2 separate regions of the Homo sapiens genome follow, and region 1 is linked to region 2. Evidence: chromatin contacts called from ENCODE Hi-C or POLR2A ChIA-PET data. All regions are on one chromosome and are shown on one strand. Each heading gives the region's core, a stretch centred on a gene start or an enhancer-like site at or near the end of the contact. The rest is flanking DNA. Distances are from core to core; before and after follow the strand shown. Region 1 overlaps LINC02941 (long intergenic non-protein coding RNA 2941). Region 2 has its middle 64 kb from the start of LINC01625.

Region 1 (5,125 bases), core at 1,821-4,320, 440 kb after region 2:
CTCCTTGTATCCAAGCAACTCCATCTGAAAAAATAATTTGTTTTTTTTAATGAGAGATATATTCAAAACAAAACCCTGCATATATTTATGATTTTTTGGTAATAATTTTCATGATACTAATTTCCTGGAAAGGGATTTGCACTTCACGAACAAACAGTGATTTCCTTTGAAACCTTCTCTGGTCTATGTCACCACAGTTATCTAAACAATTTAGATGTCCCTTTCTTGACTAAACTTTTAAAAAATGTTGATTCTGTTCTGTTTTTAGAAATGATACACATCATCAGATAATTTGTAAAACAGAAAATATATTAAAAAATAAAAACTTCCTTAAATAACCATGGGATAATCAAGGTTGTAGTAGACTGCCAAGTGAGTTATAAAAACTCCAGAATTATGTCAGAATTAGACAGATAACCAAAGAATCTGTGGGGCACTTTGATGAACTCAAGTGAATCCTTATATTCATCTTTACTGAGAAAACTGTTGGGAATGATTTCACTTCCATTTTTTTAAAAATATAAAGCATATCCTTCAGAGTGGCACATGCAGAAATATTTTTTATGCGTGTATATTTACTGTTAAGTACACAATACGCCTATGAGAACAACCATAGCTAATAGCTTTAAGAACTGTGCTTGGGGCGAAGGGAAGGAATGTGTGGCTGGAGACTTAGTTTGGCATGACTGAGAAGCACCCAAGCGGAGTAAGGACGGGTGTGTCGGCTGCAGCCAGGCGGCAGTTCTGGTACTTCTCAGTCATGACATTTGGGGTCAGGTAACTGAATCCTCATCAGCAAAAAGGGGATAATAGTAGTAATATAGCTCTCATAATATTGTTACAAGAATTGCATATACTTATATTCACAAAATAAGTAAAATGTTTTGAACAGTGTCGTGAAGTTATGTCCTATGCAGGTATTTTACTGTAATTGACTTTATTTTTGTTTTAGAGCAGTTTTGGGTCCACAGGAAAGTTGAGTGGAAAGTAGAGAGTTTCCATATCTCCCCTGCTCTCACACATGCTCAGCCTCCCCCGTGATCAACATTCCCCTCAGACTGGTACATTTGTTTACAATGGGTGAACCTACGTTGACACATCATTGTCACCCAGAGTCGAAGTTTACGTTAGGCCTCTCTCTTAGGTTGTACATAATGAGTTTTGACAAATGTATGATGACATTCATTTTAATAATGAAAATGGTTTGGTTGTTAGGGACTAGATTGTGACACTTTTGTTACAAACCTGAAGAAAGTCGGGAGATTGTTAGTGAAATCCCTTTCTAGAAGAAAATTATAGAAAATGTGCCGGGTCTGCAGGCTGGTAGGTCCCCCTCCAGTCCCTGAACTGCCCACTGGAAGTTATGATGAAGACAGTCACTTGTTGGTTAAACTTGCATAACTTAATGAAGGAAAGAAAATATGGTTTCTGTAAGAGGACATCCTGTAACTGGACCATGATGGTTCTTTGTAAGGTCACGATAAAGGGAGAAAGAAGTGGAAAAAATTTAAACTTTAGAAAAAGTAAAAAATCCTCATGTAGTAAAGATAAAATTTTGCTGTCATGGTATCTTGTAGGAGGCGCCAGTGACATTTTGCTGAATTGCTTGTGGTGAATTCTAAGAAAAAATAAAAGATATTACTTTGAAGAAAAGGGGAATGCTAGCATGGAGCTCATTGCCTGGAAGGAGAAGAGGCTGAAAACATAAGTAGAGAAAAATCAATTTGGGTAAATTCATAAATCATTGATTTAGAATTAATGTATAGAAGACAGAGTGGGTAGGCTGGGAGCAGTAGCTCATGCCTATTATCCCAGCACTTTGGGAGGATGGGGTGGGTGGATCACTTGTGGTCAGGAATTTGAGACCAGCCTGGCCAACATGGTGAAAACCTGTCTCTACTAAAAATACAAAAGTTAGCCAGGCATGGTGGTGCGTGCCTGTAGTCCCAGCTACTCAGGGAGCTGAGGCACGAGGAGAATCTCATGAACCCAGGAGGCATAGGTTGCAGCTGAGATTGCATCACTGCATTCCAGCCTGGTTGACAGAAGTGAGACTCTGTCTCAAGAAAAACAAAAGACAGAGTGGGTTATTTGCAGCACAGTGTAATATCTGTACAAATATAACCAATGTCTTTATCTTTCATGTAGATACCTCTCCACAGGCTACCACGTGAATCTCCAGTCAGCTGGAGCAAAGCCATATAAGATAGGCCTAGTTCAGACAGTGTTCTAAAAAGAAAACTACCAACAAAAGGGGCTTGGAAAGGTTCCTCGGGATATCAAAAATCAAATTAGCTTATTCTACTGTAATTGCTTATTTAAAATGGCAGAATCCCCCCTAGAATTGGAAATGTTCATTAATTTATTCAGCAAATATTTACTGAGCACCTACTACATGCCAGGTGGTCACAAATTTAAAAGTAAGCAATATAGACAAAGCCTATGCCCTCTTCTAGCTAACAGAAAATAAATACTGGGTGAAAGAATAAAAGAGAATTATGTGCATGTTACACACTTGACAAGCATAAATGTATGTAACAGCTTTGGAATGTTCTCTGATGAAGTTCTGATATACCTTACCCATTTTTCTCCATTAAGCATGTGGTGAAGACACAGCCTGACTAGTAAGACTGTCTGTGTTCTGATATAATCTAGGTTTCTTTTCTTGTATTGACCAGAAGGTGTGAACATGTGTTGCATGAGTTGTGTATATTTGTGTGTGTGTGCATGTGTGTGTGTGAGAGAGCATGCACACTTTTGTGTCATGCTTCTCAAAATGTAGCACATGAACTGGAATTGAAGAAGAATTAGAGCTTTTGATTACTATTTGGATTATTTTCTTGGTCTTTACATATGCAACTGTTCAAGGCTTAATATAAGTTTGGTCTTTTTAGTATAATGTTGTGTAGGAGGCTTTGCTTCCTTATAATATGCTATGTGACATGAGGCTCATTTGCTTTCCCTATTATCCCAGGAAATGCTAGCATCTTTCTTGTGAGTATTCTGTGTCCTGGGTTTCCTACTGTGCTGCAGTGTAAAGAGAGTAGGGCAATGTAAACTTCTTTGAGAATCACTTCCTGACTGATTGGCGTCTAAGAAGAAACACGATCTGGAGCTTTGCACAGCACCAGGACTCTGCCTGTGAAACACTATTAAATCTGCTATTACCCTCCCTTCCGCCCTTCCCCCAGGACTCTAAGGTGACGTTCCCACTTAACTCTTTCATGCCCAATAGCACGTAGGGCACACTACCAATGTCTGCAATGAATCATATGTTTTCAGAATAATTATTTTGATCACTTATATCCTTTCTTATTAAAAATGTCTGTGCAGTTCTTAAAGAGGAAAGGGGTGAGGGAGGAAAGCTGCAATTTAGAGGAACTGTGTAGTTGTTTTTCTTTCTTTTATTTAATCGTCACATTTAATATTTCCTTATAAGTCACATTTTAAAGAAAACAAACCCAAGGCTCAGAGAGGTCAACTAATTTACACACATGGCATGGCTAAGAAGTGGCAGGGGCTGGATTAGAATCAAGGCATTTCTGACTCAGAGCCAGTGATTTTTCTACTACATACAGTAAGTTCCACCAAGTGGAAAATTAAGGTCTTAATAATACCAGCCAAGAAACACTGCATTAATTATAATGAATGTTTTATGCAGGGTAGTTTTTGGGTCTGAATCATGGCATTGTTGCCATACATTTTTTATTTTATTTATTTTTTTACTTTGTGTGGAGACATCAGGGTTTATTAACCACTGCATCCAAGACTGAAGATCAGATAGTTAAAAAAAAAAAGATGATATTTGAATGTGTAAATATTTGTTTTAGAATACACGGAGATAGTCTTTTTTTTTCTGTCTTTCACCTAACCTTTCTTCCACATTTTTTTTTTTATTGAGGCAACAAATTCCTTCCTCCTTAGATCCCTGCCCCACAACAACCCAGAGCCCAGAACATAAACAAAGACACATTTGGAAGCTCCTGCAGAGAGACCTATATCCAAGATCAGCAGATCCTGCAATTTGCTATTTCCTCCTCCCCCCTCTCCCCAGATGCAGGCTTATGTAAGTCTCCCTGAGGCATGTATGGTTTTAGGGAAAGGATTGAAAACTGTGCCTGGTGCTGTTAGTATTAGATGGCTGTAAATGAATAAATGGATAATAACAGTTAGGCAGCTCACTGACGGTATTCCAAGTATTAATAAATGAGTGCAATTGACACAGTTTGACACCAACACTTTGGAATTTATGACATGTAAAAAGGGAGAATATGAATCTGCCGCTTTCAACTTTTTAATATAATTGGGATGCCTGAAGCCATTTTACCATCTGTAAGCTTCCCGTATTAGCCCTGATTTACTCCTGAATGTCCACAAAGCCTGGGACTTCATATAAAAGTTTTGAAAAGAGTTTAGCATTGTAGCTTTTCTTTTAATATCTGAAACTTGTTATAGCATGTGCTGCTATTTCCAGGCAGTTTAGTGTCATTAAAGCAAACACCATATAAACCTGACTTCCTATTTTTAACATTGTAGAATTCTATATTAAGTGCCATGAACAAAGAAGCACATCAGATGAATACTTTTTCCTTTAAAATGAAAAACTCCCTTAACCAGGATGTTCAGAACCTTCCCAAAATGGACTTGTTTTCAGCTTGTTCATCTTTTCCACCTCCCTACTGCTTTTTAAAAGTTTCATGTCCATTTTTGGTGACAATTTATTATTTGAAGTCATCTTCCAAGGGCAGGAAATATCTTTGTAGAAAAGAGTCCGAAATTAACTTCATGTGCAAAACAAACGTATCACAGAACAGTAGAGACAGTTCCTAAGCAGATTGTGTTCTAAAAGTTTGCCTAAAAGAATGCTGTTTGGAGCCTGGAACATATTTTTCATGGAAACACTATAGATGGCTGTTAAGTTCTAAGGTCAGTGATTGAGGCCATGTGACCTGTGAAGTAATTGGATCGCAAAACTGCATTTTTAAAATACCACTTTGTGATAATTTAGGATATTATTTTGGTAACGTCACACATTATAACATGGAATCTAGAGCTACTGCATAGCATCATGAGCATGATAGTTTAACTAGGTTCCAGTCACACTGATCTCCTTGTTATTGCTCAA
Region 2 (5,230 bases), core at 2,446-4,945:
CTGAGTGCCCATGTGCCTGAAGGCAGGCTAGGGCCCCTCTTCAGCCTCAGGATGAGGGCGGGGCGGTGCATCTTGAGTAGGTAAGTCAACTATGGAGATACTATCTATCTGCCTTGCTAAATGATTGGGTTTATGCTTAGGTATGTAATATGGTCTGACCAAGCTTTTTGGAAAGTTTTCTTCACTTTCCAAAGAGACACACCTAGTGGACATTCCCTTCCCACCTCTGGACCTCAGTATCTCTGTGTGGCGTGGACATTCCAGTAACTGTCTTAGGGCCATGGAGGAAGCTAGCCTGTAAGGATGACCTTGTCCATGAGGTGTGACGGACTGGAAAGATGGTCACAGATCATGGAGCTGCCAACCTAACTGTCCTGGAACTTTCATAACTCTGGCCCTCATGCCATAAAAAATGATAAGTGTTCTCACTGTTTAAACTACTTTAGTTGCATTTTTGTGTAATTTGTAGCCAAAATGCATCCTAACTGATACACTTATCCAAGGAGCCTGGGGGTGGCAGAAATGGAACAAGAATCCAGAACTTTAAAATAGCAAGTACTGTACTGCTTGGGCCTTATTTACAAATCATAGCTTGAGAGAATTCATTCATCCTGCTCAGTAAGAGCAGTTTGTTCCTTTCACTTCAGGAATTTTGGTCCCTGTATACTTCGAAGTCTCTGAAAGAATAACATTATTTGATTACAGGAATGTTCTACTTCCTTGCTTCCATTGTGTGTTCAACTCTGGTGACATCTTGATGGGCTTCTTCTGGGAAAACATATTTACTTTTTCATTTTTAGCTTCTCATCCAGGGATATCCAGTTACACTATAAATGTCATCTATTGGCAAATATAATTTGCCTACAGAGGCCTGGACCAACAGTCCCTCGGTGAATTCATGACAAAACGCCTGAATGTGGAATCAGGGTAGTCGCATGTTCAAACCAAAACTCTATCCGCTGCTGGTCCAAGGTGCCTCTTGCTGTTGCCAATTAGCCGGGACACCCAGAACTAACCCAGGAGCTTATAAAGGTAATGAGTGGTTTCAAATCACCCACAGACACCCATAGTAAATGGAAAAGCTTTTGTCTTTTGTCAACATCTTTAATGGTTTCAGTTGGTAAATTATTAACAGAATATATGTGGAGTCCTCAGCATTTCAAATACATTTGCTTTCTGAACAGGAACATTGGAGAACAGTCTCTCCTGCCAAGTTCCAAGTTGCAGGTGCCCACTCTTCTGCCCTCCCTCCCTGTCTCCTGCCCTGGGCTGTGTTAGGATCTTTCTTCTCTTGCTAAAGGGGGCTTCTCTCCACACTCCTGAGAGCTCTTAGCTTCTTGTGCACATTTACCCTTGTCCAGGCCCTGTCGTATGAATAGTTCTATTTCATTCGACTCTTCCTCTCCAGACATGTGGGAGAAAGATGACAATTTGAAAAACATAGGCCAGCCGTGGTGGCTCACGCCTGTAATCCCTCACTTTGGGAGGCCGAGGTGGGTGGATCACTTGATCCCAGGAGTTCGAGACCAGCCTGGGCAACATAGTGAGACATCATCTTTACAAAAAATAAAAAATTAGCTGGGTGTGGTGGCACATGCCTGTAGTCCCAGCTACTTAGGAGGCTGAGGTGGGAGGATCACTTGAGCCTGGGGAGTTTGAGGCTGCAGTGAATTGAGATTGTGCCACTGCACTCCAGCCTGGGTGACAAAGTGAGACTCTGTCTCATAAATAAAGAAATAAAAATTAAAACAACAACAACAACAACAACAACAACAAAACCCTAGGCTGGGCGCAGTAGCTCACGCCTGTAATCCTAGCACTTCGGGAGGCTGGGGCAGGTGGATCACTTCAGGTCAGTGGTTCTAGACCAGCCTGGCTAACATGGTGAAACCCCATCTCTACTAAAAACACAAAAATTACCCAGGCATGGTGGTGCATGCCTGTAATCCCAGCTACTTGGGAGGCTGAGACAGGAGAATTGTTTGAACTTGGGAGGCGGAGGTGGCAGTCAGCAGAGATCGGGCCACTGCACTGCAGCCTGGGCAACAGAGCAAGACTGTCTCAAAAAAACAAACAAACAAAAAACCTGGTTCTAGTAAAGGCTCTCCCACTTACTAACTTATTCACCTTGCGTAAATCACTTAACTTCCCTCAGCCTTGGTGTCTTTCAGCTGTCAATTGGCAATTGTCACACTCTTTGTGGTATCTATGTCTCAGAAGCTTCAGAATCAAGCAATCTAATCCCTGTCGAGAGCCTGAAAACCTTATAGTTCTCACTATTGGGTACTGTTTATGTTGACATTTTTTCTTCACAGGAGGTTCACAACACATCCGTTGAAATGCTGGGATTGTGACTGACTCAGTTAGGCAGGAAGAACAAGTCCTCGTGTCAATGAGTGGAAGGATGACACATTTGCTGGAAAATACAGTGTGTTGTCGTATTCACACTAACACCACTGAGAAGTTGATCCTGTTATTATTATTCGCAGCGACATTTCCTGGCTTAGACCTAGCGTACTGGGTAATGCCCATATGTTCAGAACAGTCAATACTGCAACGGCGAAAGGGAAAGGCTCGGGGGGTGGTGGACTACTGGAAGGGTAAATGGGAGAGACAGGTTATACTTTTATCAAGATTTTCTTTCTTTCTTTTTTTTTTTTTTAAAGAGCATTAGCTGTTACATTGTTATGATTACATCTGTGGGACAGGAGACATGGACCGGAGTTAAAAAGCAATAAAGCATATAGGCTATCACTGTCTCTAACACAGTGACTCTTGGCAAAATAGGTAGCTTCTCTAAATTTTTCTCATTAATTAAACGGAAATGGGAATGGTAACTACCTCCATTGGGTTGCTGTGAGTATTAAATGAGATAACATGCAAAGTAACTAGCACATGATGATACTATGTGCATGTGCATGGCTAGCGCACACAAGTGTGGGTGCACTTGAATATTACCCAGTTTCTGGTTCACTGAGGAGCCACCCATTCCACCAATCATTTGCTGATCCTATATAAACATAATGCTATGCTGCAAGGCAGTGAGCTCCCAAGTTGCTTAGAATCTAGATAGGAAGTAACGCCAGGCACTGTGTCTTACACTTATAATCCCAGCACTTTGGGAGGCCGAGGCAGGTGGATTAACTGAGGTTAGGAGTTTGAGACCAGCCTGGCCAACATGGAGAAACCCCATCTCTAGTAAAAATATAAAAATTACCCGGGCGTGGTGGTGGGCACCTGTAGTCACAGCTGCTTGAGAGACTGAGGCAGGAGAATGGCTTGAACCCAGGAGGCGGAGCTTGCAGTGAGCTGAGATCGCACCACTGCACTCCAGCCTGGGCGACAGAGCGAGACTCTGTCTCAGAAAAAAAAAAAAAAAAAGAAAGGAAAAAAAAAAGAAAATGAAGAAGACAAGGACACAGAAAACAAGGAACAATACAGAAGGAAAGTAAATAAATTAAGATGCTAAGTACAGACCATTACTGATTATAAGTGCTGAGAAAAGTATTAGTCACTTGAGACCTGAAAAACTCACAGAAGTGCTTCACAGGCAGCATATCATGGAGAATGACTATGTTTTAAATTAGGGAAAAAATTCCAGGTGTAGAGCAAGAAGAGCAAAGCCATGCTGAGGAAGGAGAAGAAATCCTGGCTAGCCGGAATGCCCAGCCAATGGGAACTGGCCGGATTGCAAGGCAAGATCGGGCATCCCTTCCAGGGACGCCGTCATTGGCTCGAACACCGATAGGGTCTGCTCAGTCATTGCTCAGGAATTCTTGCTTCTAAAGGGAGCAGCTGCAATGAGCAATGCCTGGGAACACATTATTAACTCGCAATACACAGTGTGGCCCGCTCTTCCTTTCTGTAAACAGTTACTTGGTGATCAACAACGTCTACTGAGTGGTTTTGGTTTGCTAGGCATTAAGAAAGGTTATGAAGCAAGTTGAGACCATGCAAGATACCTGGCCAGAAGATCATTCTCAGTATGAACGTAGGATAAAACACACAGGTCACGAGAATAAATGTTTACAGAATAGGAGAGCTACACGTTTTAAGAAAGAACATACAAACCAGCATAATATAAATAGAAGCTGGGGTGACATGCCCCATTTGTTGACAAGGGTGGGGTAGTTGTGAGGTTGGTGTGTGTGCAAAGCAACATTGGGAAAAGCTGAAATCACGATTTGACTCTGCTTCCCCTGATGCAACAGAGGCCTACTCAGCCTTGGGGGAGCAGGCGACTCGCCACAGTATTTCCTGTTTGCTTGTCACGTTGCCCATTGTATTTGATCTTGCTCCAGCAAAGCGGTGGTGATGTGTTCAATCATTATTTCTTAATCCTCTCCATCTTCTCTCTCATTTTCTTTCTTATTCATTGATCATGTGTCTCCACTCATTCCACCTCAGCCTGATGCTTGGTGGAAGTTGAACAACTTCCTCCCTCAGTTGCTGACAATTCTTTCTCATCCTGCAATATTTTTAGAATGTTCTGGGATTGTGGGGATCCTTGGATGCATTCAGCTTCTTGCTAAGTGTTGGGGCAAGCAAAACTCTGGCAGGTGAGTTGACTGCGTCTGTAATTTAGAATGAGAGTGAGAGAAAATATAAATGTGGGTACTAAAAAATGGTGTTAGTCTTGGAAAACGAGGTTCAATCATAGCTCTCTAAGGTTTGTATATGCTCATAAACACAACTGATAGAAGCAAAGAACAACCACTTCCAGTCAGACACCTGCCAAGTCTTTGGGAAGTTGAGGCAGAAAAGATGATGGAATGGCTAGGAGGGGCTCTCCCATCAGCTTGATCTCCTGGGAGCAGTGACTGGTTCTTTTTCCTCTCTGCTGGATGCATTGTAAATGCTCACTTAGAGCCTTGCATGCATGAATAAATGAACAAACTCTAAAACGTTTCCATGGCTAAGAAGTAACTTTGAGCCAAGCCATAGTCTTCTGAGGCTTAACTTCTAGGTTTAGCAGAAAATCACTGTGGCTCTGAATTGTTCCTGGACTGACTGCAAGTTTTGGTCATTTGGTGTTTCCTTTGGAATAAAACCACTATGTGAGGCCTGAGATCAAGCGCCTGTGCAGCTTTTCCTGGAGAAATACTGTTGGTGGTTGCAGGGTCTTTTTGTTTCTAGAGTTTTATTTTCTGAGACCCCTTGCCATTAATATTAGTATAGCTGTAGAATTTCGACATTTAAATTTTATATATAAATTATAGCATTTAACATG

Evidence for each region. Hi-C counts contacts between places; a loop is a spot of excess contacts on that map. ChIA-PET counts read pairs that join two places held with the same protein, here RNA polymerase II (POLR2A).
Region 1: a loop to region 2 is called in a map of prostate gland, with 2.2 times the contacts of the local background. The contact joins two enhancer-like sites. A Hi-C loop is called at or near these places in 3 of 168 maps with a recorded cell type or tissue (A673, Caco-2 and prostate gland). POLR2A ChIA-PET finds 5 or more read pairs at or near these places in 1 of 52 experiments (Panc1).

The regions. Positions count from the first base shown.
Region 1 is chr6:139,978,850-139,983,974 of GRCh38, forward strand. The region is part of intron 1 of LINC02941 (long intergenic non-protein coding RNA 2941); the gene reads left to right. LOC103352541 (a long non-coding RNA gene) reads right to left here. Exons shown (of 3, transcript NR_121624.1): 2 at 1-24. Among named protein-coding and RNA genes, the nearest start is that of LINC02941, 5.1 kb to the left of the region's middle. RefSeq lists a silencer at 3,863-4,157. Within about 2 kb of position 3,071, at least 13 of the 41 ENCODE cell types and tissues checked have a DNase peak (open chromatin) inside an H3K27ac peak, as active enhancers do; they include A673 and Panc1, where a contact is called at or near this core.
Region 2 is chr6:139,536,221-139,541,450 of GRCh38, forward strand. No RefSeq gene overlaps it. Among named protein-coding and RNA genes, the nearest start is that of LINC01625, 64 kb to the left of the region's middle. Within about 2 kb of position 3,696, at least 22 of the 41 ENCODE cell types and tissues checked have a DNase peak (open chromatin) inside an H3K27ac peak, as active enhancers do; they include A673 and Panc1, where a contact is called at or near this core.